Regions from separate parts of the Homo sapiens genome. Here region 2 is linked to region 1. Evidence: chromatin loops called from intact Hi-C (ENCODE). Cell type or tissue: Calu3. All regions are shown on one strand. Each heading gives the region's core, and the rest is flanking DNA. Links, peaks and the distances in the headings are about the cores only.

Region 1 (15,909 bases), core at 3,829-11,828:
CATGGCAGATGAAATATTTAGCAAGAGTCGGTTATTAATTTCTCAAATCTGTTTCTATCAGTCATTCTCTATTGCAACTGGGTCATTTAGTTAACTATTATATAACAGACTAAGTATGCACGTGAAAACAATTGTTTCCACTAAAGTCAATTTGGAAGACTATATAAAGATTATTGGAGTTGTGGATTCTTTACTTCCCAAATTAGGACACAGGAGTTAGGCAGATGGGGATTAAAATGTCGGTGTTACCACTAATAAAACCAAGGTAGGCATATGGAATCCAGTGGTGACACCATTGGGTTCCATACACCTATCATGGTTTTATTAGTAATAACAGTGGTGCATCATTCCAGAATTTCAGAGGCATGCTTGTGGAATAATAGATAGCTCTGGGCAACTGGTAGCCTTCACCACAGAGTTGGAAAACGTATTGCTGTGAAGAGGCAGGAGATGTGTCAATCCTGTGGAAAGGTTGGGTTCACAAGAGAGAAAGAAATTATCTTGTCTGAGTCAGTTCAGCTGCTTCTCCCCAGTTCAACCATGCCTTTCCTTCTGCTACCTAATGGTAAAGGTCGTCAGTAGGGCTGACTGTAACTTATTTCACATGGAAACACGACCACGGAAGTGGAGACCCTGCTGGTAAATCCAGGTCACATGCACAGACATATATAAACTCTAACATTAGGTATAGGCAAGACAACTACCAAATACTTAGGGAAAATTATTGAAATCTGGATGGAATTTAGACTTAGATTGAAGTTCCAGTTCAACTCTAAAGGAATCACAACCACAAATTACAGGCAATTTATGAGAGTGTGTTTAATGCAGGAAAAGAAGAACACTAGAAGCCAATTCAGTGAACTCCACTCAGAGAAAAGCTCTTGACTCTATGAAACATTGACAAATAGATGCATATGAATATGTTTTGAGTGGTAATAAAATATTAAGATGTGAATCACTTTTATGATTTCTCCTTTTTAACTGACTTTCTAAAGTTAACCTCACTACTGCTTCCAATCACATTGGACAAGACAGCTTCTCAGTGATCAAAAAGCTCATTGCTTCTCAAGTTTTTTGTTGCATTCATAAAAAAATTAGCATGGTTAATATATCACCTTGAACTATAAAGGGAAAACATTGTCACGTGATCAACACTAGGCTCATTTATTCTTTTTGTCATTCTTCCAAAACCATGGGGCTATCTTCTTTTGCCAGGTACTGGGATAAAAATGAGAATTAATAAGACTTAACCTTAATTTCGAGTCATCCATAATTTTGTATTTTTATAGGGAGTATTTATTTGATAAACCATACTGTGCCAGTATAGTAGCGCAAGTCTTCTGAGAAGCAGATGCCAATATGTGACGTTATGTGCAGGGACTTTATTAGGGGGAATACCTATGAGTGAAAATGGGGAGGGAGCAGAGAGGTTGGGAGAGTTTCAGACTGTGATATTTTGGTCTAACTCAAAGTGAAGAAGGGAGAGGAAATGGCATTTTGCAGTCTAAAGAAGGTGCGGCAAGCCAGACGCTGTGGCTCACGCCTGTAATCCCAACACTTTGGAAGGCTGAGGCAGGCGGATCACCTGAGGTCGGGAGTTCAAGACCAGCCTGACCAACATGGAGAAACCCCATCTCTACTAAAAATACAAAATTATCCGGGTATGGTGGCACATGCCTGTAATCCCAGCTACTCGGGAGGCTGAGGCAGGAGAATTGTTGAACTCGGGAGGCGGAGTTTGCGGTGAGCTAAGATTGTGCCACTGCACTCCAGCCTGGGCAACAAGAGCAAAACGCAGTCTTAAAAAAAAAAAAAAAAAAAAAAAAAAAAAGAAGGTGCAGCAAGGCTGCTGGGAGTTACGAGTCACGGTGCTCCAAGAGGGGAAGCCAGGCTCCCAGGAAATGACTTGTCTGTGTATGCTGCCATGCTCAGTCATTGGCTGGGAGTCACCAGTGGGAAGCCCGGCCTTGGAGCTGAGGCTGTGATGAATTTCAGAGCCCAGTAGCTGGGGCCCTTTGTCAATTACATTCTTGTAGTTGATCTAAGAGGTGCATTCTCACGGCCACTGCAACCAGGTCCTGAACATTAAAATTTAAAGAGTCTAGATAATGGATGCTCATTGTGGGAAATCAGAAACATACAAGTAAACAATATGTTTCCTTTGTTTCTTCCTCCCCTTTCATCCATTCACCTCTGAATTATCTTTGTAGAATGCAAAGCTAATCATTTTTCAGATGCCAACTATCTTCAACAAAAATTCCCTGATTGCTGCTTTCTCTCCTGCCTTTGGCCCTTTCCTTTGCCAGAAGTTGCCGTATCCAGTTCCTTTACTCTTCCATTTCCTCTATCAATGGGTTTCTCATCCTTGAAATGTCAAAAGGATTAAACAGCTGACACCTCCTCTAAGAAGGCTTCTGTTCTTCTCTGCAACCCCCACCCCCCTTCTTCTTTTAATCAGGTTCTTTTCTATGCATTTCTGCATCACCCTGTAATTATTTGCCAGATGTGTCTGTTGGCTTACTTGGTGTTCCCTCACTTAAGACGGTGAGCTCCTTGAGAGTAAAGATATGTTGTATTTACCAGGATTTCCAGCATCCAGCAGTGTTTGAAACTTGGTAGGCGCTAAATCACTGGATGACAACTAAACAAATGAATGAACATGCACATGTACACTCCTCGGCAGTTTCAGAAGACAAGACATTGTTGCATGGAACATAGGGAAAATATATCATTTAGTGATGGTGGTGATGATTCCCATTTTGTCTGTGAAATAAGTTATTCTGGCTACTACAGCTTATAGTAAGAGTGGCTCTTCCCTAAAGAAAAGCAATGTGGATATACCACTCTGCACTTTATTTCTGTAAAATGCTTTGCTATAACATTCCATCCAAATCCTCCCAGCATCCCTTTGATGACTTACACCTCTTCCAGCTGAGACCCTGTGAGTCCAAGCTCCCCTGTCATGGTGAGTGGTGGTTCCTACTGTGCTGGGGAGGACACTGAAGCAGATGGCAGTTAGGCGACTTTCTACATAAGTGCCATCGTTGCAAACGGCAGAGTCAGTAGTGGAGTTCATGACCCCCGATAGTCCTCCCTACTCTACCTGTCAGGTCATAATTTTCCTACAAGCCCTGGATGTTAGGCAATGAGAACTAATGATATGAATGTTTCCTACTGACCAGAGTATTCCTGGGCCTCATACACTGAGCCCATCACCATCAGGTAAGAAAAAGATTGGGGGCAGGGGAGGTCAGGCAGATCGAAGCACAGTTCTGTTGATGTGATTCCCATAGAAAGTCGGCTATATTTATGGAGGTTTGTATTTAGGACCTTTCAAGGAATTTTCAATTACTTAAGAAATAGAGCACCTTATTTATTTTAAATCCATTTGGCAAGTATTAATGGCTCTATTTGATTGCCTGAGTCCCCCATCCTGCTCCACTCCACCCCATTCCAAAATAAAGCATAGCCAATCATATCTCTGTGTTAAAAAAAAAAATACCTCCTTGATTCTTTAAAATATTGACTGTATGGGTAATTGTGGTATAAATGTGTTCAATAGGCAAATAATTTTCTTTAGGAGGGAAATTAATGATACAACATTGCGGTATGTTGAGTAAATTTAATTTATTCATTCTATTACTTTCCCTCTTAACAGGGATAATTTAAAGTCAATAGTAGTCTCATTTTAAAACCTGTGAATTCTCAAATCTTCTAATTTAATTATGGAATTGAAAGAGATGTCAAATCATTTTGAGTTTACATTTGTATAAAGTAAATAATGTGCACACGACTTGGGTAATAAATGACGTATCTCTCAAGTATTTCTAATTGACTTCATTCACACATTTTAATTCTTTATTCTCAGACTGTGCAATCATTAATATCATATTTCCAGGATAATAGTGTCTGTGAGCTCATGTACATTTCCTCCACCTCTGTTCCTAAAGCTAGACCAGCCAGGCTGTTCTGTTGTAAACTTTTATTGGCAGGGGTTCATAATTCAGCTGTAACATTTCATGCTGGGCTGCAATTCACTGCACAAACCCTTTGCCCTGAAGAGCTTATGTTACTACAAAAACAATCGTAAAAATCCATTTTTTCTCTTTTTAAGTAGGCCAGAAAAATGGTATCGTAAGAAACGCTATTCTTAAAAAAAATAAAAAAGACACTTTCTAAAAATAAAAGTTGGTGAATGAAACGATCTGTTTAGTACTGAGCTTTCATCACCCCTCACCCATCGAAATAACTTTCATATTGTAACAATGGAAAATTTACACTTAAACAGGTGCAACTTGCTCCATGGTGCTCAGGGTGCATAAAAAGTCACCTTTTTTCTTATTTTTCTAAGTCAGATTAAATCCAGCGTGAGGTCACTGTCATCAAGGTTGACAAGAAGTCCAATAACAGTCAATTTGGAGTGCCCTCTCCTACCCTTGGGCTGTGGTAGCACGCCAGGGCTTATGCAGTCCAGAAAAAGAGTAAAGGGCCCAGAGCTAGGTGCATGCTTGCCTTTGATCCTTGCCCAGGCAGCTTGTTTTATTGGCAATATCACCGCCACCTTTGCCATCCATGCCAAGCTCAGTAATGGGCTCTTTGAGAAGGCTCCATAGGTCACAATGCTTATGATGCCAACCGCGTTGGAGGTCCCTGACCCTCAAGGATCCCAAAACACCAGCATGCACCCACACATCCATGCACACTTCTTTCACATCCAAAACATCTCTCTCACTCCCTGCCCCTCAATTTCCTCTTTACCCAGTTTCCAGTCTGCAAGGAACGAGCAATACTTTGATAGATAGTGATTTTTGGAGTATATGAGTTTATTCTCCTCTGACTCTGAACCACAAAACCATTCTTTATTTTTTACCCTCTCACTGTTATTAAATGTGTTGAGAAGAAGGAGGTAGAAGATGATTTCAATCTTCCTATTTTTTTCTACTTCAGAAAAAGAACACCAACACATGTTTTGTATTAGTAGAATCACCCTTGCACATAATCAAGTCCTATTTTACTTTAACATTCTCAGCACTGGGTGAGGACTCATGCTATGTAGGTTATGGTTTTAAATTTGCAACTACTTAGCCCCTGTCTTTGACTGTGTGAGGGAACTCCTGATCTCATTTTCTTCATTTATAAAATGCAAGGCATGAATGATCTAATTCTATAAAAGTAGAATGATGTGTATTCTACAAAATTTCTTCCCACCTAAAAATCTCAAATTATGAAATACTTGTAGCCTAATAATTTCTGAGTCACTTCCTGTGTTCAGTTTTGTTTTCATATCTAGAGATTTTTAATTATCACCCAAAAATTTGAATGTGGCATAATCGATATTATTTGTTATTTTGATGGTAATCATGAAGCACTTCTTCTTAACAAAACCAAATCAACAAGTAACAAATGAATAAAGGAATTTCATAAGACCTTTTGGAAAACTTAAAGATCTAGGTGTAATGAATAGGATATGTGGTCTCTTCAAAGAAAGACCATAATTAGGATAAGATTTCATTGTTCAGGTTACTGCACTGTGTGTCAAAAATCGTGAGCTGCTCCAAGACATATGTGAAAGTCAACACAGACTTTCTCAAATGCTTTGAAGTAGCCCTTTCCTTCTACTTCAGCAGATTCCTGCAGATTCATGTCAGCATATCTATGAAGGCTGCATATTAATTTTGCAAGTTCCCTTCACTTTGGGACTGATATACCAACCTGCAAATGCAACCTCCCCCAAAGACCAGGCTGCTCGTTGCTGTTTTGAACTTAAAAGTTGTTGCTATGTATCCCCTACTTAATTAGACAGCGAGGGCACCTTTCAAAGATACCCCAATTTCAAAAGAGACAGAGAGATGCAAGGGAGAGTGAGTGGGAGAGAAAGAATGTACTCGGTGAAGTCTGAGATGCCCTTCAAAAAATGAAAGATGGGACATGAACATGGCAGACATTCATTAACATTAATTTATTACATTGAATCCTCAAGTTTCTGGTCCATGATAAGTGATAAATGACAATAGGTCCCTACTAGCAGAACCTGAAGCATAGCTGCTATTAACATACCCTAGCACACCTTTAAACAAGGCAAATGCTGAGGTATAGCAGCACTGAATGAAGGAAGTTAGAGGTAGCTAAGAATGGGTAGATAGCAGTCTGAGAGGAAAGACAAGTTATAAATCTTGGAAAATTGTGATTTGTTCCATCATTTAGTCTTTCAATATAATGGTTTGTATCTATATTTAATCTTTTGATCTTCTATCTATAAATGCATTATCATCCATGGGTGACCGTGATGATGGGGGAGGGATTCAGGCTGGGGACAGTGGTGGATGCCTTCTGTTAACCACCCTACACCTCCTATCAATGCCTTTCTCTCCATGGCCCATGCCTCCAGGGGCAAAGGGGACTGGCTTCCCTTGATCTCAGGTTTGCTGTTGGGATTGGCCAATGAGGAGCATCCATAGGAGATAGGAAGACCTGGACCCTCCACAGAGGTCACCTGCCTGTCAGACCACTCGCTCCCCAGAGCCACTGTCCCTTTGCGCCTTTAGAACTAGGTAGTAGGGGCACTGGTTACTACTCTTGGAATTCTGCAATATCATTTGTGGGTTCCTTCTATCCTGCCCATACTTCCGTCAGCGCTTTTTAGAATTATTAACTCTTCTCCAATAATCCAGTTTTAATGTGCTGTCTGTTTCTCTTGGAATCTTGAAACACACAGGACCAGGAAGGCTTTCTGAAGGAACTACATAAAGAGTTACATCTTGAAGGTGTTAGGAGTGTATGGGAGAACACGTTGGAATAAGATGCAAAGGAAAAACGAGATTTCAGTCAGAAATAGCAAGGTGTGAAAAAAAAGGGAAACGGCTGGGTTTAGGTAACAATAAAAGGGAAGAATGTACTATTTACTGTTTTTAAGGTGTATTACAGACTCCAGACTTATGGCAATTATTTCAAGACGTTTGCCTACTAGTAAGCTCTTTGCGTGGTGAAAAGAAAAATCCAACTCCCATACTTTACCTTTATGTGATATTACATTGCGCAACCTACAAAACTGCCACCAGGTGGCGCTCACGCAGTAACTTTGGAGCAGCAGCAAGCAGTGAATGTTAAAGACGCTGAATTGGAAATATTACTGTCGAACAGATGTTCTTGTCTTTGATGCTGTATCTAAGTTAAGGTAGGAATGATGAGGTCAAAAAGGCTAATAAATTTATTATGTGGTGGAAAAGTTATTTCTCCTTGCCTATGAGACAGAAAAGCCATTATTTTTAAAGCATAATGCTAGCTGAGCTTTGTTCACTGTGACACAAAATTCTCCTAATCCTCCTCCTACTTTTATTATTCTTTGTGTGATATGTGTCTTTGGTTGTGAGTAAAGAAGAAGAGATTATAGTAGTTGCTGTAAGCTGACTGCTTAAGAGTTCAGTAAATTTAAATAAATCTGTTGCAGAGAAAAACATGCCTTGCACTGATCATCCAACGGTGAATAAAAAATGTAGACAGAGCATTTATGCAAAGAGGCAAATGATGTGCGAGAATGGCACTGCCCGTAAACAAAGCAGACAGTTTGACAAAAGTGTTTTTCCCCCACTTTGATCAAATAGACTACAGCATCTTTGCATCCCACTTGTCAAAGTGCGGAATCTGTTTTCCATCTCTCTTTATTCCTACCTTCACCCAATCCCCACCATGCTTTCATTCAGGTCTCCTCCCTGAAATGAAATAGGCTGTTAGTAGACTGCAGTTGATAGCATCCAACTGCAGATAATGAGCGATGCAACAGAAATGTCTTGGGTTCTTCTTCTTTCTCCCACCTTCTTCCCCAGCGACAAGGTCTGCAGACTTTCATGGGTAAATTCTGTTACAGGGAGAGTGAGGAGGCCAGATAATTGCCCAAGCTGCCTCTTCCATAGATTGATATTAGGGACCTTGTCCTCACCATTGCACACCTGGAGACCTGCTGACTTATCCAGTATCAGATGAAGGATTTATGCACACAACTGTGAGTGTGGGGAATTCTCAGGAAGTGAATTGTTTACACCAGAAGATTCACACTCAGGATGTCAGTAAATATTACCCCAATTACTTTTGCACCAACCTAATACTAATCAACCCCAGAGATGAGGTTTAGCATCCCCATTTTACGATGACAAGAACGAATGGACAGAGAGTTCAAGGGATTTACACAAGATGTGCAGCTACAAGGAGACGGAGGCCAAATGTGCATGCGAATTAAAATCTCAAATGACTAGTGTGGAAATTGAAAGAGGATTGAATAAAATTGAGCTCTTCTTTTCCAACAATCACCCTTCTGGTAAAAAGGTACCAGAGTTTGTGACCCATATGTATCTTATTTCAGAAAAGATTTATTGGGAAGGAGGATATTTTTGTCCAGCTTTTGGATTAGGCCAGTGATCTAAATGGGCTGACGAGAAGTAGTGACAATAATCACATCTACTGGACAGAGCATCTGTAAGGGCATGAAACCTGGGCAGTTGCTGCGCTTACTGGGGCCCTGTGCTTGGCTTAATGCTGTGCTGTCACTGTCTTGAAATTCTTAATAATTTTTTTATTATACTTCAAGTTTTAGGGTACATGTACACAATGTGCAGGTTACATATGTATACATGTGCCATGTTGGTGTGCTGCACCCATTAACTCATCATTTAGCATTAGGTATATCTCCTAATGCTAGCCCTCCCCCCGCCACCCCACAACAGGCCCCGATGTGTGATGTCCCCCTTCCTGTGTCCATGTGTTCTCATTGTTCAATCCCCACCTATGAGTGAGAACATAATAATTTTTGAACAAGAGACCCTACATTTTCTTATTGTACTGGGTGCTGCAAATTATGTAGCTGGTTCTGCCGATGGTATTTTTCTCTTTTGACCATTGCTGGATAAACATAAATACTTTCTCTTCCTCCTTGGCTCCCTCTGGAACCTTTCAGACAGCCCCCAGAAAATTCCGTTAGCAAGTTATTTCCTCAGACAGATAGGCTGGAATGCAACAATTAGGTTGTAGCTTACATTGCTGTTCTTGAAATAGCTGCTTCCTTTTTGCATTTGACAAATCCACGGTGAGCACCCACTCTGTGCCAGGCACTTGCCAAGTCGAAGGTGGTTTCCCAGTTGTTCCTAGCACTGCTTTCTTCAGCCTTCTCTAACGGAAGGGAAGCTCTCGTAGCTTACTACTCTAAGCCATGCTATGCTCCTACTAGATTTCCCTCTCAGAGAATGACCTTTCCTGATCTTGTCCCTCAGCGCTGAAGACATCCTATTAATTCCCCTTTGCACTGCCTACAATTACTACCAATGGCAGCTACTGCGCAGCCAACTGAGAAATGAACCCCCATGGAAATTGCCATCCTTGCCCAAGGCTAACAGAGGTCTCTGGCAGGTCCTGGTGGACTTGTGAAATATTAAATATGTTCCATATTCTTTGTACATTAAAAAGTCAAATCTGAGAAATCTCCTTATGCATTAAGTATCTGTGTCTACATGATATTACACTCAGCACTCAGCACTGTAAGAAGAGATTTAGTTATAGTCTTATTTCCGTAGAATCTGTCAAAAGTAGACCATGAGCCTAAACAAATCTGAATATAAAGACAATCTATATAAGGGCAAAAAATGCAGACAATTGAGCAATGCAAAACATTGGTTAATGTAACTTGCTGTCCATTTCAAGAACAAGTGCATTAGCAGAGCAGTGAGGAGTGAGAGAGCCTTAAGTGGCTAATGCTCACACCCGATGGTGCAGAGGGAAGCTATTAGACCTTTTCCAAATAGTTCTGGAAGACTGTGTACAGGAGCTGGGATTTCATGAGCTATTTGGATGCTAGAAGAGAGATAGCTTGGCAGACAGAAAGAGAGAGCATTCCAAGAATATGGCACAGTTTGGAAAAGGCTTGTGTGGAATGACTAGGTGATGGAGATATTAAGCCAATTGGCTTGAACTGAGTGGGGGCTCCTTCCAAGGAAGGATTTCAAATTTGATTCAAAACAAAATAATGGCTTTCTGTAACATTATTATGACAACTAACAATATATTTTTGAATCCAGTGTGTGCTACACAAATCCAGACTCAGGTCCTGGAGTTCCTAGGATAAGAAGTCTCCTGAGTAATGATGGGAGAATAAGACACGGGAAATAACAGCATCAGCTACCCTCAGGCATAAGCATGGCTACCCCCACTCCACCTACTCCAATCCATGGAGCCCAAGAAGCAAACCGGCAGGACAGCTACTATAGAAGGAGAAAGGGTTGTCCTCAACCCATTGCTGGGAGGAAAGAGAAATGGGGCCTCAGTCTTGGCATCCCTGCTCCTGTCTTTGGTGTTGTGTTCATGAGCACTGAAGTTCTGAACACAGGGCTCAGGGGCCCTGGGCCTTGAGAGGAAGGCCACGGTCTATACCTGCCTTGTGTTTCACTTCAAAACCTAAGTAAGAAGGTATTTATCGACTGCCATGCTTTTGAAAATTCTAAGAATATTTGTCGCTTTAAAGAAGCTTATCAGCTAAATGAAGAGAGAACTCATATCCATTTGAGAAGTTACAGAAGGACAATAAAATTAAGAACTGTCACAAAGAGACACTCTTGCCTGTCAAATGATGGGATCTGACAAGTGTGGAGGAAGGCAGTATTACTTTAGGTTGGAAAGACCATTAGGCGGAGCTAGAATATGAGTGTGTCTTCAAGAATGAGTCAAATTTAAACAACCAGGTAGGGCAGAGCATTGTGGGAAGGCACAAAACCTCAGAGGAAAAACATGGTGGCCAGAAAGGCAGGTCAAGATGGAAGGGCACTACCATGCTGTCCAAAGCAGAAGGGCCTAGAGGACGTCAGAGGGAGAGGAGGCAGGAGAGGAGGTGAGGGCTTCATCCACGACAGGAAATTGAGCTCATTTCCTCTGTTGTTGCAAGGAATGAACTCATCAGAGATCAGCACTTTTTGCCCAAGTTCTGCGAAAGAAAAGTTTATATTTTGAAAACCTTTAATAAGTTATTTTTTCCCTTTCCTAATACAGTGTTGAATTGCCAGTGCATAGCGGAGGTAAATCATCCACCCAATGAGATGATTTTGCTAGCACCATCTGAAGAGCTACCAGATAATTTGTCTTTGTGAAGGGCCGTAAGCATATTCTTGAGCTCTGCTACTGCTCCCAGAGCAAGCACCTTGCGGAAGGGCTCTGGAGTGCAGCATTTGGCACGTCCCGCTGCTCCGGCCATCTGCTGCACCTTACAACGTGGTCTGGCAATTCAGAAGATGGCACGGGCGGCCCGCAATATATCCATATGTTATTCTCCTCCTCCTCGCTTGAGAAACAGAACAGCCATCTTCAAGACACCACCAGGAATTCCAAGTCACGTGACTTCCTTTGTTTCCTCCAGACCAAAGATATCAACATTTATTTTAAAAGGGCAAAAACACACAGCCAGTCAGTCTGAACAAAAACCCTGTGAAGGTGTTATTACCTTACTAGTTAGCCTCAGAGTATGGGAGAGGGAATTCCCGCTCTCCTCACCCCCCACAAAAAAATGCCAACTAATGTTGAGTGCCCTTACCTGACTTGGGAGGAGTGGTTCCCGGGTATAGTAAGGGTTTCTGTGAAGTTATGATCAGCATCACTACTTTTTGTAGTTGTGTACGAGATTTTGTAACCTAAAGCCTTGCGACTCAACGTTGGTCCATGGACTAGAAGATTCTGCGTCGCCTAGGAGCGGGTTAAAAATTCAGAATCTAAGACCCACCCAGATCCTCTGAATCAGAAGCCGTATTTTCACAATGCCCCCAGGTGATTCGGGGGCACATTAAAGCTTGGAATGTACTGATCTGGAAGAGGATACTCAGAAAAACTTCCGCCCATGTAGTTTTGAAGATTCTGGGAAAAATAAACTTGATATAATAAATGAAGTAGGACTACTATGCCATCTAGGAATTTGTACAGAATGCTTACAGAGATTTTTTAACTCATAAACTTTATTCCCCAAATAAAGTTTTTCTTGTTTTTGTTTTTGTTTTGTTGTTGTTGTTAATAATAAGTGAGTCCATAGCATTTATCCGAGGAATCCATACCCACAGAAGTAAAAGGACATCCCAGGGTTATGTTATCAGCCCCCCTCCCTCCTTAGGAAGCATTCACTGGAGAACTTCTCTGGAGCCTTGTTTCAATCTGAGATCTGCACTGAACTGACCACTTCTTGATTCAGGACACTGAAATCTCTGCATATGGGTTTATTTAGAGGAGAGGCTGCGAACGCTAAAGATTTGCTTGTTAACCTTATCAGCAGCTGCTGTGTGCTGTGGTCCAGTGCTCTAATCTGGGTGTCAGGCCTGGGCACGGCATCCTCCACGCTGGTGGCTGCCTTTTCTTCTCCTGCTGGCCGAGTCTGCTGTGGACTCTATTAATGAGGGGTTTGAAACCCCCTTTGGCAGGGAAGAGTGTCTTCCTGCTTGCAGTTTGAATTGAAAATGAATTCCCTATTTGCACAGTACCATGACACTTCGTATAATATCATTTACTGTCCCCCAGGCAGGAGTAGTTCTGGACAATACTTCTTAAACACTTTATGCCCAATATCATGTGGGTTACAGTCGCTCATATGGAAAAGAAAAGGACAGTTTAAAGCTTGAACAAGAAGAACAAAAATGCCTCCTAGGCCTCCAAAATGTCCACCTAAGATTCCAGCTTTTAAGGCAGAAAAATGACTAACAGGGACCATATTTTGAAATCATTAAAAGTGGATGTGTTTAGCCGAGAAAATGAAAGAAGACATAGGAAAAATTAATTCCATCTCTTACAGAGTGATTAAAAACAGAGATAACAAATTGTCAGTTAATGAAGCATACAGACTGGAGAGGTGATGTAGATAATAAAAAGTGGATTATTCAGCGTACTATTTTTAATTGAAATATATATAGGAAGAATGTTAGCATAAGTCATTTTGTACTAGTATTGTTGCTAAAATGAAAAACTAAGTGATTCGCTTTCTTCGAGTTGATCACACATGATGGTCCTGAAAGAGCGGAGAAGTACAACCCAAGGATTAAATCCCTCTGGATTCAAAATTTGCACTTGATGATCTACAGGTAGAAGCATGAACACTGACTTTTTTTTTTTAACCATCTAATCATATATATATATATATATATATATATATTTTTTTTTTTTTTTTTTTTTAAAGACAGGATCTTTCTCTGTCACCTAGGCTGTAGTGCAGTGGTGTGATCTCAGCTGACTGCAGCCTCCGCCTCCTGGGGTCAGGGGATCTTCTCACCTCAGCCTCCCAAGTAGCTGGGACTACAGGTGCCCGCCACCATGCCCGGCTAATTTTTGTACTTTTTTGTAGAGATGGGGTTTCACCTCGTTGCCCAGGCTGGTCTTGAACTCCTGAGCTCAAGCGATCCACCTGCCTTGGCCTCCCAAATTGCTGGGATTACAGGCATTAGCTGCCACACCCAGCCCATTCATAATCTTTTTAAGCATTCTGGTTTCATAGCCTCCATAAAACAGGAAAATTAAGGGTACATTTTTCGCTTATTTATTCAAATGACAAGTATTTATTGGGCACACAGCCACCTCAGGCACTGTTTTGGGGCTATGAAGTTGTAATCACTGAACAAAAACACATTCCCTACCCTCGTGGAGCTTACCTTTTAGTAAAATATACATGCAAATAAATAACCAGAAAGATAATTGCCTTACAATTCTGACAGAGATAATTGGCAAAAGAAAAATTAGCTGCACACAAAAATACATTAACATCTGGAGAATAATGAAATTATGAGCAACAAGCATCAATGAAATCATGCCAAATTCAAATGATGGCAGCTCTTGGTAGGCTTCCAGAATTAACTATTAAAAGAACATATTAGCCTTAAACCCAGTGTGTCTTCTGTGACGACTGTGGGGGGGTTATGTCAGGCTGCATTCATGGAGGATGGACAGATGCCAGGATATTTCACAGGAACCTAATTGTTCTTCCCTGCCAGGAAATCACTGTAGCGTGACATGATCCCAAGGATCAAAGTGCCTGAAGACCAGAACTCCTGGAGCAAGCTTGCATTGCTTTCAGGTGATGCTATAGATCACCCAGAATGCCCTGCAGTGGCCAGTGCCCCTGAACGAGGACTGGACCCCTACATTTACATGGGTTGATTCTGTGCCCTCGAGCAAGTTACTAATGTCTTTGAACCTCAGTTTTCTCATTTGAAAAATGAAAATCATAATACATCAACATAAGATCAGTGAAAAGAATAAATGATATCCCATATATATACACACACACGTATAGTCAATATGTACAATGCTTGCTGCACAGTTAAGTGTGCAACAAATGTTAGTAACCTGCTCCAATCTTATAACTGCTCAACAATAAGATTTATAAAGGCCACACATATTTGACAAGACAGCCCAAACTTTCACACTTTACCTCTCAAGCACTTTTGCCCATTAGACCTTACCCCTCTAAGCTGCATTTCTTGTGCATATTTGGGATTCGGTTCCTGAAATGATTAACAATCATTCAAAATATCACTTGCTTGCTCTTGCCAGACACTAGTTCCGTTTCATCAACACACCCATACTTAGCTATACAGCAGTTCCTGTTTGTAAAATTACTTGAAGATTGAGTTAGATTTTTGTCCTTATATAAGAAGTAGGAGTGGAAAGCTGAAATATGAAAGAGTAGAGACTAGCAATAGGAATGTCTGTTTTTATAAGCACAACACAATCAACAGAAATGTTTAGGTGTGTTTCTAGCAGGAAACTCTGAGTCAGCCTCTCATTGGACTAATGAGGGCTCAATGTGAATTACAGGTTGGGAAAAACTACATTGGAGAGAATATACAAGATACTAGATCAATATTGGAATTAGATCTAAAAGTGAGATCAAATTAGGAAATAAATGTGTGTGTGTAGTGTGTGTGTGTGTTTCAATATTGGAATTAGATTTAAAGGCGAGATTAGATTGGGAAATAAATCTACGTGTGTGTGTGTGCCTCTGTGTGTGTGTGTGTGTGTGTGTGTGTGTTTCAATATTGGAATTAGATTTAAAGGAGAGATCGAATTGAGAAGTAAATCGTGTGCATGTACCTGTGTGTGTGCGTGTGAGTGTGGTTAACTTTACTGAAAAAGAACTCCCTTTCTAGTCTGTGAATCTGTTGATCTATTGTTTGTCTTTCATGTATGTATTCTAGAAAGCATTACATGTAGAAGTACGGACTTGCCTCTATCTAGTTGCCTTTTTTATTTGTTTATTTCCAGCCTCCTGCAAAAAGGAGGTGATCAAGTAGCAAGTTTCTCTAATCTCAGTATTCTTCTCCTCTGAGCAATCTGACCAGGAGACTACAAATATTTGTTGGTCACCTACTATGTTCCAGGCATCATGTCCCCAAGGGTATGTCCCCTGCTAGAGTTAGCAGAAAGATCTGGCATGGATTCAAACAGATTGAAAAATGAGTAAGACAGGAGACCACTGGATCTGCAAATCTGATGAGAAAGCTTCCTTTTTAAGCACTTCGGCCTAATTCTCTCTCAAAATATGTATGGGCTTAGGCTTTCATAGCAGCATACTTAAAGGAACTAAGGCTCTGCTTCTCAAGGTAAAGCCATGCAACTCTGTGTACACTGGCAGGGACTGCGAACCTTGGAAGGGAAGCGTGGCCCAGTGCCGCTGGAGGCTCAGGCTGTTTCTAGTTGCCAGGGATAAACCCCTTTCCAGCTCCGGAAAGCTGACACTGTGGCAGGCTTCTCCTCTACAGCCGGGACCTAAATTAGATCCTTCTATACTCCAGCTACTTGATCCTCAAATCTTTAAGATTTGGCCACCTTTAGACGTTTCTCCTTAGGCCCTTTTCTATAAGTCCTTTGAATATTTGCATATACTGATTTCTTTTTTTTTTTTTAAGT
Region 2 (15,909 bases), core at 4,557-12,556, 160 kb after region 1:
TGAAAGACTCTTTTTTGGAAAGTCGGGATTGACATTTAATCCATCAGTCTGTGTCTTATCTATGTAACTCTAGTGTAAATCTAAAAGAGATATCATACATGTAACAGTGAGAATACTTGGAATTCTGCTTTTTTAAAAATTCAGAAATAAATGGACTTGCATTAAAAACATATTCTTATAAGGGAGAAATAAAAATATGTTGTTTTCCATAATCGCAATGACATCTTAGACACATTGGAAAGGACAGCTGCTTAGTATGTTTGCAGAATATTTGGAAAAATACATCCAATGGCAGGAGAATTGTTAGGTAAACTTCTGTGTATTTATTGGATAGTCTTTATCAGTCATCAGCCATTGATGCTTGTGAAGGCTATGTAGTAACAAGGAAACACATTCTTGTTAAAAGATGAAAAAGCAGAACTAACACTAAACATCTACATTTGTGTCAAATATTAAAAATGTATTAATGGAAAATATTAAATCATATAGATCTATCTGTTAACTTAATCAAATATCATATTTATTTTGAATTATTTAAATATCATCGATCTTATTTTTACTCAATAGATTTCTCAGTACAGACTGGATAGAGGGCTAATTTAAAATAGAAAGCTACTAGTTAATTTCTTCATTTCTCTGTGTTATCTGAGAATGAAGTGCTTCTAATTTTGAATGGTGTGTATTGTGTTAGGAGTTTAGACGTTTTTTCCTGCCACTTGATACAGCAGGCAAAAGCAGCTCATTAGGTAATCATCACCTAGAAATTTAAAGGTGAGGTCTGAAGAGACTATTTCTTGCTTTTGCTTTTGTTTTTTGGTTTGCTGCTGTTTCTTTTGATTTTCATTTATTTTGACTCTGAATTGTGAAATTAGTTCACCCTGCTCTAAGACATCTCCTACATATGAAAAAATAGATTTTCAAGAAAGTACAGCTACAAGTTCAGTCTCATGACAAGGCTTGTCACTGTTCTCTGTTGGTTTGACTGAATGCTAGCTTTGTTCCACCTGGCCTTTGGGCACCTCTCCCTCAGGAACCAGTGGCACAGGCCACGGATGGAACTCCAGGCCTCTACCTGATTCACTTTTTCTGAGTATGGAGAAAACACAAACAGATCACCTCATCAATCAAAGACACCTAGTAGTTTTCAAAATACAGATGAAATCTTCAATGTGAATCATTTGTGTTTAAAAAAATAGCTAAGAGAAAATAATGCATGAAGAGTGAAATAATTTTCAATTATTAAAGAGTTTAATTGCTACTCTGCTCCTTGATAGCTGAGTGACTGATGATTTAATTTCTGAACCTTGGTTTTCTTTATGTCTCTTTTCCACTATGGGTTTCAAATAAGACAACATTTTCTTGAAAGCTAAAAATACTTCACACACATAGTAAAACGAAGTCAGGGTGTGCTGGTCCTTGAAATGGGGGAGACAGCCAGGAGGAAGAAGAAACAGCCAGTAGAAAAATAGAAGGAAAATGATGCCAAAATAATTACATATTAGTCTTTTTTTAAGGTTTTACTATTTAACCATTGTTAATGATCTGCCCTGTTTTCATATGCTGTGATCTTAAAACATATAATAAGATAAACTTGAATGTATCTTTAGTCCAAGGAAGAAAAATTAATTACCTGCTCAAGTACATAAGGTAGCAAGTAGAACTATCAAGTTCTGCACCAAAGTAAGATGATTTCAATGCCTACTCTCTAAGAACTTACACATGAGTAAGAAAGATAAGACAAACTAGATTAAGAGATACACAGCAACATAGGACAAATAGAAATTTAGGAGAAATTCTCTCTCTATATATGTGTGTGTGTATGTGTGTGTGTGTATATATGTATGTATGTATATATTAGGGGTGAAAGGAACTTCTACCCCCTGAGGGTTCAAACATTTGAGTCTATAAAACAAACTGGCAATAGACAGATGAATAGGAGAAAAGGCATATAAATTTGTTAAAATGCAAGCACATGGGAATCACACAAAGTATGAGACTGAAAGAAGGGCCAGATGGTTGATGCTTACATACTCTCTTCATAAGAATAGGGATGTTGAGGGTGTAGGCAATTGTAGAGGAAGAGTACATGAGTTTTAGAGGAGGTGAATGAGCCAGAAGAACAGACAATGTATCCTGGGACCAAGTTCCTCTGGCTCTGAGGTGTGGTGACTACTCTAGTCTGCCTTCCTGCACTGTGTATCAACTTCCTTCCATTGATGAGATATCTTGAGAAGCAATTCACAACCATTGAACATCTCCTGGGGATCTAGCTTTTAGGCAAGTAGGAGAACTTTAGCGAAAGCTCTTCCCTGCATTTGCAGCTCCGCAGGTGTTCTCAGTTTTAATTCCAAATGGCATATTTTAGGGTATCATTTTCTGAACCTCAATAATACATAATTTATATTTGATTATTATTTACTATCATACATTGAGCATATATTATCTCATGAGGTTGTATATTTTTATATGTTCTAGGGAAAAATATAAAGGTGGGCAAAGACATAGGAGAGAAATGGATATGAGTGAAGAAAGACTGAGAAAATCGGAAGCCAAATTTGCAGCCCAGATTCTTGATTTATTCTAGTGCCGAATGAGAGATATTTGCAACTTTTTCATTAGGACTTTACAAACTGCTGCTAGTACTAAAACCACCACCACTACCACCACTGCAGATTAGAAAATGATCACTGTGTGCGGGCTCTTTGCTAATCATTGCTCCCCATCATCTCATTTAAGACTGATAACCCCATCTACAGGTGAGCCATCTTAGTGTCAGTAACAACCAACCAGGAAGGGGTAGAACAGAGATGTAAATTCACACCTGGCTGACTCCAAAATCCATGCTCTTAACCTCCACACAATTCTCTCACCTTTCAAGTTAAAAGCATTTTTACAAAGAAAAGGTTAAATACGTAAGTTTGTAAAATATCATATTTCCATTTCACATGCAGAAGTTAGGTTTAGATAATCATGATAGAAAAGAACACACTGCCTCGATTTTTCATACGTTGACCAATTTTGACTTTAAACTCAAAATTGAGTTCAGGGATATTGTCATGTCTTTTGTATCTCTGTGCTTTTTTGGCCTGAAGTAAGGTGACTGTCATTCAGTAAATTATTGTAAAATATTTAAATAAATATATGAGTTTCACATATTTCTTTTCTTTTACTTTCATTTATCATATTGCCATATAAAATTTAATATTTTAAAGATAATATTGGTATATTTTTGAATTGGTAATATTTTGCTTTCTGATGAAATCCTCAAGCTTGCCAGTTTGAGACAGAAATGCAAAAAAAGGGACATTTTAATGTTTTTCTTACATTGTAGAGTCAAGAACACTGGTTTGAGATTAGCACACCTAAATTTCAGTCCCCGTTCTTAAGGTTGCTAACGATCGATCCTAAAGCAGAGCCCTGAAGGTCTTTGAGCTTGGGTGTTCTCATTTATAATTGCTAGAACCTTTGATTTGCATTTCCCTGATCATTAGTGATGTTGAGCATTTTTCCATATGTTTGTTGGCCATTTGTATATCTTCTTTTGAGAATTGTCTATTCATGTCCTCAGCCCACTTTTTGGTGGGATCGTTTGTTTTTTTCTTGCTAATTTGTTTGAGTTTGTTGTAGATTCTGTATATTAGTCCTTGTCAGATGTATAGATTGTGAAGATTTTCTCCCACTCTGTGGGTTGTCTGTTTACTCTGCTGACTGTTCCTTTTGCCAGGCAAAATCTCTTTAGTTTAATTAAGTCCCAGCTATTTATCTTATTTTTCTTGCATTTGCTTTTGGGTTCTTGGCCATGAAATCCTTGCCTAAGCCAATGTCTAGAAGGGTTTTCCAATGTTATCTTCTAGAATTTTTATAGTTTCAGGTCTTAGATTTAAGTTCTTGATCCATCTTGAGTTGATTTTTATATAAGGTGAGAGATGAGGATCCAATTTCATTCTCCTACATATGACTTGCCAATTATCCCAGCACCATTTGTTGAATAGGGTGTCCTTTCCCCACTTGATGTTCTGGTTTGCTTTGCCGATCAGTTGGCTGTAAGTATTTGGTTTTATTTGTGGGTTCTCTATTCTGTTCTATTGGCCTATGTGCCTATTTTCATACCAGTACCATGCTGTTTTGGTGAGTATGGCCTTATAGTATAGTTTGAAATCAGGTAATGTGATGCCTTCAGATTTGTTCTTTTTGCCTAGTCTTGCTTTGGCTACACAGGCTATTTTTTGGTTCCATATTATTTTCAGGATCTTTTATAGTTTCTGTGAAGAATGATGGTGGTATTTCGATGGTAGCTGCGTTAATTTGTAGATTGCTTTTGGGAGTATGGTCATTTTCACAATATTGATCCTACCTATCCATGAGCATGGGATGTGTTTCCATTTGTTTGTATTGTCTATGATTTCTTTCAGTAGTGTTTTGTAGTTTCCCTTGTAGAGGTCTTTCAATTCCTTGGTTAGGTACATTCCTAAGTTATTTATTTATTTATTTATTTATTTGTAGCTATTGTAAAAGGGGTTGAGTTCTTGATTTGATTCTCAGCTTGGTGCTGTTGGTATATAGAAGAGCTACTGATTTGTGTACATTAATGTTTTATCCAGAAACTTTGCTGAATTATTTTATCAGTTGTAGGAGCTTTCTGGAGGAGTTTTTAAGGTTTTCTCTGTATACAATCATATCATCAGCAAACAGCAACAGTTTGAATTCCTCTTTACCGATTTGGATGCACTTTATTTCTTTCTCTTGTCTGATTGCTCTGGCTTGGACTTCCAGTACTATGTTGAAGAGAAGTGGTGAGAGTGGGCATCTTTGTCTTGTTCCAGGTCTCAGAGAGAATGCTTTCAACTTTTCCCCATTCAGTGTTATGTTGGCTGTGGGTTTGTCATAGATGGCTTTTGTTACATTGAAGTATGTCCCTTGTATGCTGATTTTGCTGAGAGTTTTAATCGTAAAGGATGATATCACCTTATTCCTGCAAGAATGGCCATAATAAAAAATCAAAAAATAATAGACATTGGTGTGGATGCAGTGAACAGGGAACACTTCTACACTGCTGGTGGGAATGTAAACTAGTACAACCACTATGGAAAACAGTGTGGATATTCCGTAAAAAACTAAAACTAAAACTATCATTTGATCCAGCAATCCGACTTCTGGGTATCTACCCAGAGGAAAAGAAGTCATTATGTGAAAAAGATACTTGCACATGCATGTTTATAGCAGCACAATTTGCAATTGCAAAATTGTGAAACCACCCAAAATGCCCATCAATCAATGAGTGGCTAAAAACTGTAGTATAAATATATACGATGGAATACTACTTAGCCATAACAAGGAATTAATTAATGGCATTTGCAGTGACCTGAAAGAGATTGGAGACTATTATTCTAAGTGAAGTAACTTGGGAATGGAAAAGCAAACATCGTATGTTCTCACTCATAAGTGGGAGCTAAGCTGTGGGGATGCAAAGGCATAAGAATGACACAGTGGACTTTGAGGACTTAATGGAAAAGAGTGGGAAGGGGCCGAGGGATAAAAGACTGCAAATATGGTGCAATGTATACTGCTCGGGTGATGAATGCACCAAAATCTCACAAATCACCACTAAAGAACTTACTCATGTAACCAAATACCAGCTGTTCCCCAATAACCTATGGAAATAAAAAACTTTTTAAAAAAATGGTAGAACCTTACAGTGTAAGCTCCCTCATTGAAAGGCATGTAATACCTGTACCCTGCCTGGCCCACAGCATGTATCCAATATACAGCAGTTAACTTTTCTTTCCTGCTCTCTCCCTCCTTTTACCTCAAAGAGTTTTTAAGTAATTAAAAGAAAGATCACTCTAATTTTTAAAAAAACATTTGGAAGTGTAATCTAGGTAGCAATTTATCACAAAAACTTTAAAATAATTTATTTTTACTCTATTAAGTCTTCCATTAGGCTACAACTTGTCAATACAGCAAAGTTTCCTACTTCTCCTGATGACAGACATATTTAATCCTTTTAGTATAATGTGCTACAATGAGGTTCATAAAACTTTGAGTTTTAAAATGATTGATATACCTCCTAAAATGACCTCCTGCCCATGCTCCTTGCCAAAAAATTGATTAAATTCACATATTACATTTTTTCTAACCCTCGAAAGTAATAGGAATCATAAAATAATAATTTATAAAGAAAACCTGTAGGTCTAATTCTCTTTTTTTAAACTAGATTATATTCTAAATATTTATTAGGCAATTTCCTGGGGTTAAAAAACATACAGAGAAACTTAGATTTTTAGACTATCAAAAATAATCTGCTTCAACTTTAAATTGGTACAGTCAAATTTAAAAATAATTACAGCATTAAACAATATTCCTTTTCCAGACTCTTCCCTCTGTCATAACACAGGAATTTTGGCTTCCATCTATCCAATCCTTATGGTAATTTTAAGTTGTCAGCATGTTAAACTATTAAGTTGAAACAATAATTCTTTATTTTTTTAAACTAATATTCTGTCTAAATTGCTTCAGAGCTTCAAACTCAACATGTTTAAAAGAAACCTCTCAGTCATTCAATATTTAGTTTCCTAAGTAATTTTCCTTCTAGGCAGAAAAGTAATTGGTCTCAGAAGCTGATTTTGTTCTCCCTTCTTTGCACTGGCTGCCAGAAAGCTCAGAACCAAATGTGCGGTTAATGTATATGACCTAGAGTACGCATGTTGTTTATCAACCTCACTCCAAGCTTCCTGCTATTTTTCCTGTACTTATATTCTAATTTCCTTACTTGTCTTACTTTGCACATTTTGTGATTATATTCTGTATTTATATGTCACATTAAATTGCTTAATTTTTTAAGTTGGGTATAAATACACTCAAAAATAAATTAATTCCACTAAAGTTGACACTCCCTGCATTGTTCAGCTCAGTGCCTCTAAAGACATGATCCCTTTGTCATCCTTGACCTTACCTTTTCTTCATTCCCACATTCAATGGTTGATAAAATCCTGGAGTTTCTAACACTTAACTCTCTCTAAAAGCCTTCTTTTCGCTTTAGTGGTACCATCATTGTCTTAGTTTGGAAATTCAATTGCTTCTGCCTTGGTCTCTCAGATATTGTCTCATCGCTTCAAAACATCTTTTATACTGTTGCCAAAAATGGTTTTTGAAAAAAATGCAAGTCTGACTACACATGCCACAGTTACAATCACAAGAAAGTAACATAGTCACAAATAGGGTGTACTGCTTGGCTCTTGTTTTTGCTGAATCTGTGACTCGTGTTTACCATCAGCCATGTGTTCTCTTATAAATAGGTATTTGTAAGAAAAACTATTAGGCTTGCTTTTGTAAAAGCTAAAATGCACAAGACAGGATTTTATTAGCCTGCCGCAATAAGAACATTTATTAATTCAGAGAATCTCAAAAAAAAAAAAAAAAAAGGGGGGGTAGAGGAAGGGGCTGAAAAGGCAGAGGGCTGCAGTTTTATAGAGGCAGATAGACAAGAGGATCATCCAGAGTCGTAATGGAGTCATGGAGAAGAATGGAGATGCCTCTCATGGAAGCCACTGAGGAAGGGCAGAGCTGGGAATATGCTAGACCAGAGCATGCCCTGACAGCCATTTCTGGGAACACAAAGGCGTGGAGGTATTTTGGGAAGGGAAGGAAGGACGGGGAGATATCATAACCATCACTGTTTTCCAGGAACACGGGGTTCATGTAAAGTTGGATATTGTCATTATTCATCCATCTTGTGAAATTGAATGTCCTCACATTTCTTTTAAAACTGCACAGAAATGAAAACAGAAAGAAATGGCAATTTCCTAAATGTCCCCTGTTGTTCCCCTCGCACAGCCTTATATAAGTGGTACATTTTCATCTTAAGGGGAAGGCCGAATATACAGAGATATCTATAAGATCACTTTCAGAATCGCCAGTGAAGGGAAGAAGAGGGAGTGGTCCCAGGAAGTTGATTTACTCAAGGGACACCCTCTTCACCCCAACGCCAGGTGGCGCTGATGGAAATGGCTAGCAGGCCACACTTTGAGAAACCCTGGCCCAGAATATCATCTATCTTAACCTTTGCTGTAATTGAAATTTTCCTTTTACGTCTCACTTAATAATCATGAGCACTATGAATCCCTGTAACTCAGGCAAGAAGAAAGAATTCTCCACTGCTGATGGAGCTATTGTTTCAGATCATACCATTGATTAGGGATCAGGAGTCGTTTAGTAAGCCTCTGGTTTCCAAAGTAGCTTAAGCTCTAATTTCATAGACATTAAATCATCCTGGATTCCTCCCTCTTAATGGCATGTTGGCAGAGCAGTTATAGCTCACTAGAGAGCAGGCTTGCCTCAGCTGTTACTGCCTCAGCCAGGTGGTCAGAGGAAAAATGAATTTGCTTACCTGGGAAAACAGGTTGCCTATAAATCAAAAGAGGTCAAGTTATGTCCACCAGATGGAGGTTTTAAAATCTTAATGTGTAAGTTAAGATATAATGGATTACAGGAGGTGAGATTTTAGTAAGGTTGAATCATTTTGTTGCCTTCTGGGATGGAGGGGGAGCGAAAGGTTACTGTTACAGTGAACAAGAATGAAGTCAGATTTTCATCCGAGGTGACCTAATTACCAAGGATGTGATTCTGACTCATTAATTTTCAAAATCATATCTAATTATTGGTATGGCTTACTGAGGCTCAAAAATGTGTTTTCTAAGTGTATAGTATCTTTTCCATAAGTACTAGATTTAGGCATGTTATAAATATTGTGGTTTAAGAGGACTCTAAACAGTCAAGAAATCTCTTTCTCTGTTTCTGTCTCTCTCTATCTCTCTCTGTCTCTGTCTCCCTCTTCTTTCTGTCTCTTTCTTGTCTGCTAGTTCTTCAGCCCTGGAAATGTAAAATGAAGGGTTACAGAAAACAAGAAGAATCTGTCAGTTTTCTCTTTCGGGGCAATTAAAAAATTGATATATTATTTAACATAAAGCTTTGATGGTAACTGTGGATATCATTTATCCATATTATCTCACTAGAGTTAACTGTAGGAACACATTTAGCCATGAATGACTTTTTACTCTGAAAGAGTAAAGTCACAAGGGAAGCAGAAACAGTCCATGAGTGACAAAGGATATTATCAAAAATGCTTATTTATTCCAGTGTGTGAATATGGTATGTGTACAAAACAAATAATTTTGAATTATTTTAAAGGTTTATCCCAGCTGGGAATTATGCATCTCTTATTCCGTAACTTGGCCTTTTTTGTCTTGAAATTTCAATGGTATACTTGTTTCTCACCACCTTTTTTAGAAAAGTGTAAAAACTTACATAATAACACTTGTCTCCTGACATACTGGAGATGTTTCCCATTTGACTCTCTGCTGTTAACCGATGAGCTTAACATCTTGCTACCCTGAGATGCCCAGCAGAGAACATGACTTTTTTGTAGGGGAAAGGACACTTGAGTATGTGGGTCTTTCAGTACGCAGATTCCTCATAGGTCTCTTCACGTAAGTTCTTCTTTCCCTAACTTAAATCCTTAGCTACCTTTAAAATATCACACATTTGTATTTCAGACCTTTGTTGAGATGTTTTTCTTTTGACTTACAACTTTAAAGTTCTTCCACATAAAATAGTCTATTTTAAAAAATTTAAATTTTTGAAACATATTAAATCATTTGATAGATACTATTACCCTTAATGGGAAGGAAAGAAATAATACACACCTTTAATTTTCTTTAGTAAAGTGAATTTTAATGAGAACAATGGAAATGGGAATTGTGATTCTAGGTGTGACTCATATTTTGACACAGGTTTCTGACTTGAAGTCATTTAATCATATGTACTTTTAATTCATGTGGATTAGGGTTAAAATTCATTTCTTTAGCTTATTTTTAAGTAGTTATAAAAGTGAAGGTGAACTTTTATTTTTATTTAGATTGAAATTATTATTTTCCGTTATATTTTCAGACTTTTAAACTAAGCATGAAGTCCCTCTACTTTTCTATGTTCTCATCTTAGTTCTATGGGCATCAGAGCTGAATTGATTTGTAGAAAGTTCCTTAAGCAGACCGATATTATTCCTGCAAAGTAAATCCATATTAATATAGATAACGAGGTATGTAAAGAGATGGATTTAGTTCTCAGTATTATGCTTGAAGTGAGTCGACCTCGGAAAAATTGAACATGAATGCTTCACCTCAATGAGAATGGTTGTCTGCGCAGTATATACAATTTTTAGTCAGCTATGTAGGTCCATATCTATGACCCAGAAAATATATGTACCAGCTCATTTGCCTGATTCTTTGATATTCTGTGAACATGCTGAGCCAAAGATGAGGACATGTTCTATCCATAATAGTCCATTTGCAAATAAATGCACAGGCTTGTTATGGGAAACATCATTTGTTGCCTTGCTTGCTTTGGGAAGCACCATTTGTTGCCTTAGCAAACAACAAATGATGTTTCCTGCCTTTGAGTTTCCAGTTACATTACTGGAATAAGCCATTGGCACAATCAGAAATATGCTTTCGCTACTCTGTATTTTCTTTCTACAAGAATTTAGAGAATTCAAGGACAACAAATGATATGATTCCTCATTCAACAGCTCAGTAAAGCATGTCCTTAGCATATGCCTTTGAAACTGAAGAGATAAAATCGGGAAAATTAAATTTACTTGTATGAATTATTTCTTAAAATATATAAAAATAATTGGCAATCCAAGTATAATTTTTAAATACTGCCACTGAGACTACTACAACTATTCCCATTTCAGTATCTCTTGTTTTGATGAGCAGTAGGACAAGCTCTTCAGTTGATGATGTTTTTCCATACTAAAAAAAATGTGTATGTTTCCTTTGTCATGTTTGACATATATGATCCATTCTGCCAATAGTTTCAGCATCCTCGCCACTGTAAATGATCATTTCATTGGAGTAAGTAAAGGGAAATCACCAGACCTTGAAAGACAAACCTATTGAACAGTATTTTGATTAATATACTGATTTTCTATTGTAGAAATGAACAATGAATATTTGTTGTAGAAATAAGAATAAATGATTATATGCATTTTTCTGATTAGAATATAAAAGAATGTAATTAAAGGATTTACCAATATAACAAACAGACAAACATGGGTGCTATGGTTTGAATATGGGTTATCCCCACCAAAACTTTTGTTGAGGCTTGGTCTCCAATTGAGCAGTATTCAGAGGTGGTACTTTTGAGAGGTGATTAGGTCATTAAGATGCATCAATGACTTTCTGGTGAAACTAGGTTAGTTCTCAAGGGAAGGGTTTCGTTATCACAGGAGCAAATTAGTCAGCTAAATAAATCTCTTTCTTTTATAAATTACTCAATTGCAGATATTCTCTTACAGTGACAGAAAACAGCCTACCATACATCATAACGCAAGTCTGTTGAGGCTGGTGAAACAAAATCTGGTGACTATATCACATTAATTTTTGATGATGCTAATATTGGTGATGATAATGACAGTAAGCACACATAGCAATTTGCTATTTGGTAGGGATTCTTCTAAGCATTTATATATAAAGTAATTTAGTTACCAAAATTATCCTAAGAGGCAGGTACCATTATTGTTTCTATTTTGTGTTTGGAAAAAAAAGCTATAATGCATAGTTAACAACCAGCAGCAATGATGTTTTGAAAGGACCAGCTCTCACATCCAGCTCTTATTGTGTGCACCTCTATTTTGAAATCAATCTACTTCTAGACTTACTGTAAAACTCAGTCTTAGCTATGATGTCCATGGCTAGTAAAATTTAAACTTGGAATATGTTTAAATGTAAGGCTGTTGGTTGAGTAATTGCAGATTATCACCACCCAATGAGCACCTGTTGATTTGAATACCTACTGAATTGGCTGTGCTGAAGTATAACTGTGGCCTAAAGGTCTAGCCTTTTAAACTTCCTCCTTGTCGTTCTTAAGATACTCATCCTGATAAGCATAGTCCTCTGAAACGAATCCTACATTCAGTTTGTAACTCCTTCCAAGCAGCTCAGTTCTGGATCTGCTCTTTTAGACCCCCTTTTCTTTTCTGCAGGAAGAACAAAAGAGATTTTAGAGACAGTCCTTATGAAGAGCTGCTAGACAAGCGAACCATTTCCGCAGCACAGACTCAGACTTCGAGATTCCCTTTCCCGGGTATAATATATCAAGCCATGTCAACAACTAGAGAAAATGGATACTTCACAGTAAAAGCAAATTTTTAAAGACAATGAAAAGCTATAGAAGCAACAAAGACTAGAGGAAATGACACTCCAAAAGGAAAGAGCCTTTACTATGTGACCTGCGAGTTGATAGTTATTTTCTTTCCTGAGGGCATTTGCAGATTCAAGGTATGGGTCAAAGATGGGGTCTGGTCTAGGCAAACATAGACAAAACACTGGAACCTTTGGTGGTCCAGTGGGTTGTTGTGATGGAGAATAATCTAAAGGACTTGCAAACAAAAAGCCAGTTTCTCCCAGGAAGCATTTGCTGTGTTCTGGATTGGAAGGAGAGGATGAGGAACTCCAGCAGTAATTAGAAAACAACATCCTATTGAGGTGACCTGACACAAACATGCCCCAGGTTCCCTGTTAAGACTCCAGAAATTTGAAGCTGTGTGAGGTATTAGCCAAAAGAGCTAAATTCAAAATTCTGAAGGCATGACTTAATCTCCTGTAGTCTTTCAGAGTTCAGTGGACGAGAATCTACTTGCCTCTCAATCAAAGGTCTGGGAGGCCACGTCTGAGGAATGGGAATGAAGCAGACATGGATTGAGTTAAACTAAATCAATAAAAGCCCAAGCCAGGATCCATCCTTGGGATTGAGGTGTCTAAGTTCTGCATCTCTAACAGAGAAAAGTATAACCCTCTGGGGGAATGGCGGGATAGCATCATCTGGACTAATAATCAAGACAAATAAAAGCACACCCACAGATTATTCAGAAACTGGAATTAGCAGGCAAGGACATTATCCATTATCAATATTAATTAAATAAAATGGTACAGAAGATAGGCAAGATAGATGAAATCTTAAGAGTTTTGAAAGATATTTGAAATCTATAAAAATTAATATATGTCATTGATGAGAAACATGTTACCTACAATGAGATCCCTTGAAATTGTCTAAACTCTAATAACAAGATTGTGGGATATTGGAGAGATTGAGAAACTGGGAGAAAGGAGATCAATATCTGTGAAACACCCAATATGTGCTAGACATATGCCAAGAACATTACGTATGTCATATCCCTTAATTCTTCTATAAAGTAGTTATTATTATTCCTACTTTATAGATGAGAACTGTGCAGGAAGTGTTCAATATAACAAAGCAAGGGAACATACAAACTCCTATGTGATCATTTTCACATGTCCACAGCCTCCTAGCATGGGGCAAAGTTGTAAATGAACACATACCACTGAAGGCTCACACCATCATGAGCTTGCAGTAGCAATATCCTAGGAGCTACCTGAAAGCTTCTGGGTACACATAGCTAAACTACGATACTCCTTACCCACAGATTTTGGCATGCCCCTTAAGAAGGCTAGAGGTGTTTTCCAGGCGCAGTGGCTCATGCCTGCAATCCCAGCACTTTGGGAGGCCGAAGCAGGTGGATCACGAGGTCAGGAGATGGAGACGATCCTGATCAACATGGAACCCCATTTCTACTAAAATACAAAAAACTTAGCCAGGGAAGGCGGTGCGTGCCTGTAGTCCCAGCTACTTGGGAGGCTGAGGCAGGGCAGTCTCTTGAACCCAGGAAGCAGAGGTTGCTGTGAGCCGAGATTGCGCCACTGCACTCCAGCCTGGAGACAGAGTGAGACTCTGCCTCAAAAAAAAAAAAAAAAAAAAAAGACGAAGAAGAAGAAGGCTAGGAGTGTTTAATCAGGACTGGAAAATAACTAATTTTATTTTATGGTTTTACTTTTTTATGCTTATTAAGATGAATTGAATCATGAAGTATAAAATGAGCTACATGATTAGAACCACTCCAAGAGTTGAAGACTGTAAATCTTATTTTTAAGGACTTCCTGTGTAGTACCAGCTCTGTTATTGATGGTGGGTTTTGTACACATGCCTGATCTTTGAGTTGCTAAAAAATACCACTGGAAACTGCATTCCCAGGAACAATGGAATCCCTGGCGAAGTGTTTCCTCCCTGAAGAATGGTAAAATGTCAAACAGACAAAAGTAGGAAAAATTATGTCTCCAGACAGATGCATTGCCACTGTAACTTCAGAATGAACTATTTTGTACTGTACACAACGTCTGCTATCCATCAATTATTCTATAAAAATACCATTTTGATAAAGAAAAAATATCTTAATTATTCACTGATCTTTCCTATCCAGAATGACTAATGACAATAATAACAGAAAATCTGCCCATTCTGAGCACCTGCAAGGCAGGCACTTTACATACGTATCTCTTATTTCATCCTATTCCTATTCTCATTTTAGAGTTGAAAAGAAACAGGTTTATAAACAGAATGAAAAATTTTCTTGAAGAAACTCAGACATTAGTAGAAAAATCTGGATTTAAACCCAATTTTATCTGAGGCCAAAACCCTTCTTTTTTTACTCTGGGAGACTGCCTTGGCACTTATAGCACGTAATTATAATGATAATATTTGTTTACCTACACCTTTCTGCAAGTGCCAAAGTGCTGTACAAAAGCAGGCAACTGATTTCTCTCTATGCCCATGAGGTTAGTATGTGTATATTATAACTCGCAGGCAGGCGGCCACACAGACTGCACTGAAAGTGGACCTGTGTCTCAGGACTCTGTGTAAAAGCACTTCTTACTCTTGAGCACATTTCCAAAACAAATAAAATGGAAAGAACAGGAATACCAAAACTAGATGGCCTCCTAACCTTGGTTCTTATTTGATTTTTTGGCTTTATGCCTGGGCATATATTTTTTCATCTAGAAATCATTTCTCTAAAATATGTTCTTCATGGTATCTACTCCATCTCCTCTGCTCTACTCCAGTGTGTGCCGCAACCCCCATTCACACTACTCTCACCTGCCTGTAGAAGAAACACACAAAACACTGAGAATGAAACAAAAACCACTCGCCTTTTCTTGGATCCAGAAACAGTCAATACCAGCATTTTTGGCCTCTGCTTCCTAGTTCTGTCTGGCCTCTCCACCTCTAGCTCTGTCTTTGTTATGTCCACTTAGTGGGCTTTGCTTTCTTTTGTTTAAACACATTCAGTCACTCTGCCTGTATTGTTTTTGTGGCTTGCCGAACTTAAACCTGTCGCTGCTCTTCATTCCAGTCAAAAGGATGAAGAGGGAGCTTATAAAAGCAAAAACAGATCATTTACATTGAAGATAAGAAAACAGGCAGTATTTCTCTAGCAATTCTGGGAAGCAAGGTGCCAATTCTTTTGGATATAAGGTTCTCCCCAAAGGATTAAGGAATAGGAATCCTCCACAAAATCTTATTTGGTCCCCAAGTTATGAAGATTTTTATTTTCTTTTTTTCCTTCTTTCTTTTCTTCCTCCTCCTCCTCCTTTTTTTTTTTTTTTTTTTTTTTTTTTTTTGTGTGTGTGTGTGTGTGTGTGTGTGTGTGAGATGGTGGGATGGGGTTTCATTCTGCCACTTAGGGTAGAGTGCAGTGACATAATCATAGCTTACTGCAGCCTCAAACTCCTGGGCTCCAGCAATTCTCCCACCTCAGCCTCCTGAGTAGCTGGGACAACAGACATGCACTACCACCAGCTAATTTTTTATTTTTTATTTTTATTTTTGTAGAGAAAGCATCTTGCTATGTTGCACAGGTCCTAAACTGAGCAGAGATCAAAGATCTTTGCTATATTGCACAGGTCCAAGACAGGAGGAATGCTTGAGGTCTTAAACTCCTGGCTTCAAGCAATCCTCCTGTCTTGGCCTCCCAAAATGATGGGATTATAGGTGTGAGAC

Evidence for each region. Peaks named below come from ENCODE experiments on the same cell type or tissue, not always from the same donor. Only the 100,000 strongest peaks of a DNase experiment are listed, where the experiment ranks them.
Region 2: a loop joins it to region 1, with 2.2 times the contacts of the local background. A loop is called at or near these places in 6 of 110 quality-filtered maps.

Annotation. Positions count from the first base shown.
Region 1 is chr4:181,136,391-181,152,299 of GRCh38, forward strand. All of the region lies in intron 2 of LINC00290 (long intergenic non-protein coding RNA 290), which reads right to left. Among named protein-coding and RNA genes, the nearest start is that of LINC00290, 15 kb to the right of the region's middle. RefSeq lists an enhancer at 10,411-11,610. In Calu3, for the core only: CTCF peaks have their summits at 7,038 (motif pointing right) and 7,265; a DNase peak (open chromatin) is centred at 7,061.
Region 2 is chr4:181,293,948-181,309,856 of GRCh38, forward strand. No RefSeq gene overlaps it. Among named protein-coding and RNA genes, the nearest start is that of LINC02500, 37 kb to the left of the region's middle. RefSeq lists an enhancer at 14,925-15,442. In Calu3, for the core only: a CTCF peak has its summit at 7,999 (motif pointing right); a DNase peak (open chromatin) is centred at 7,984.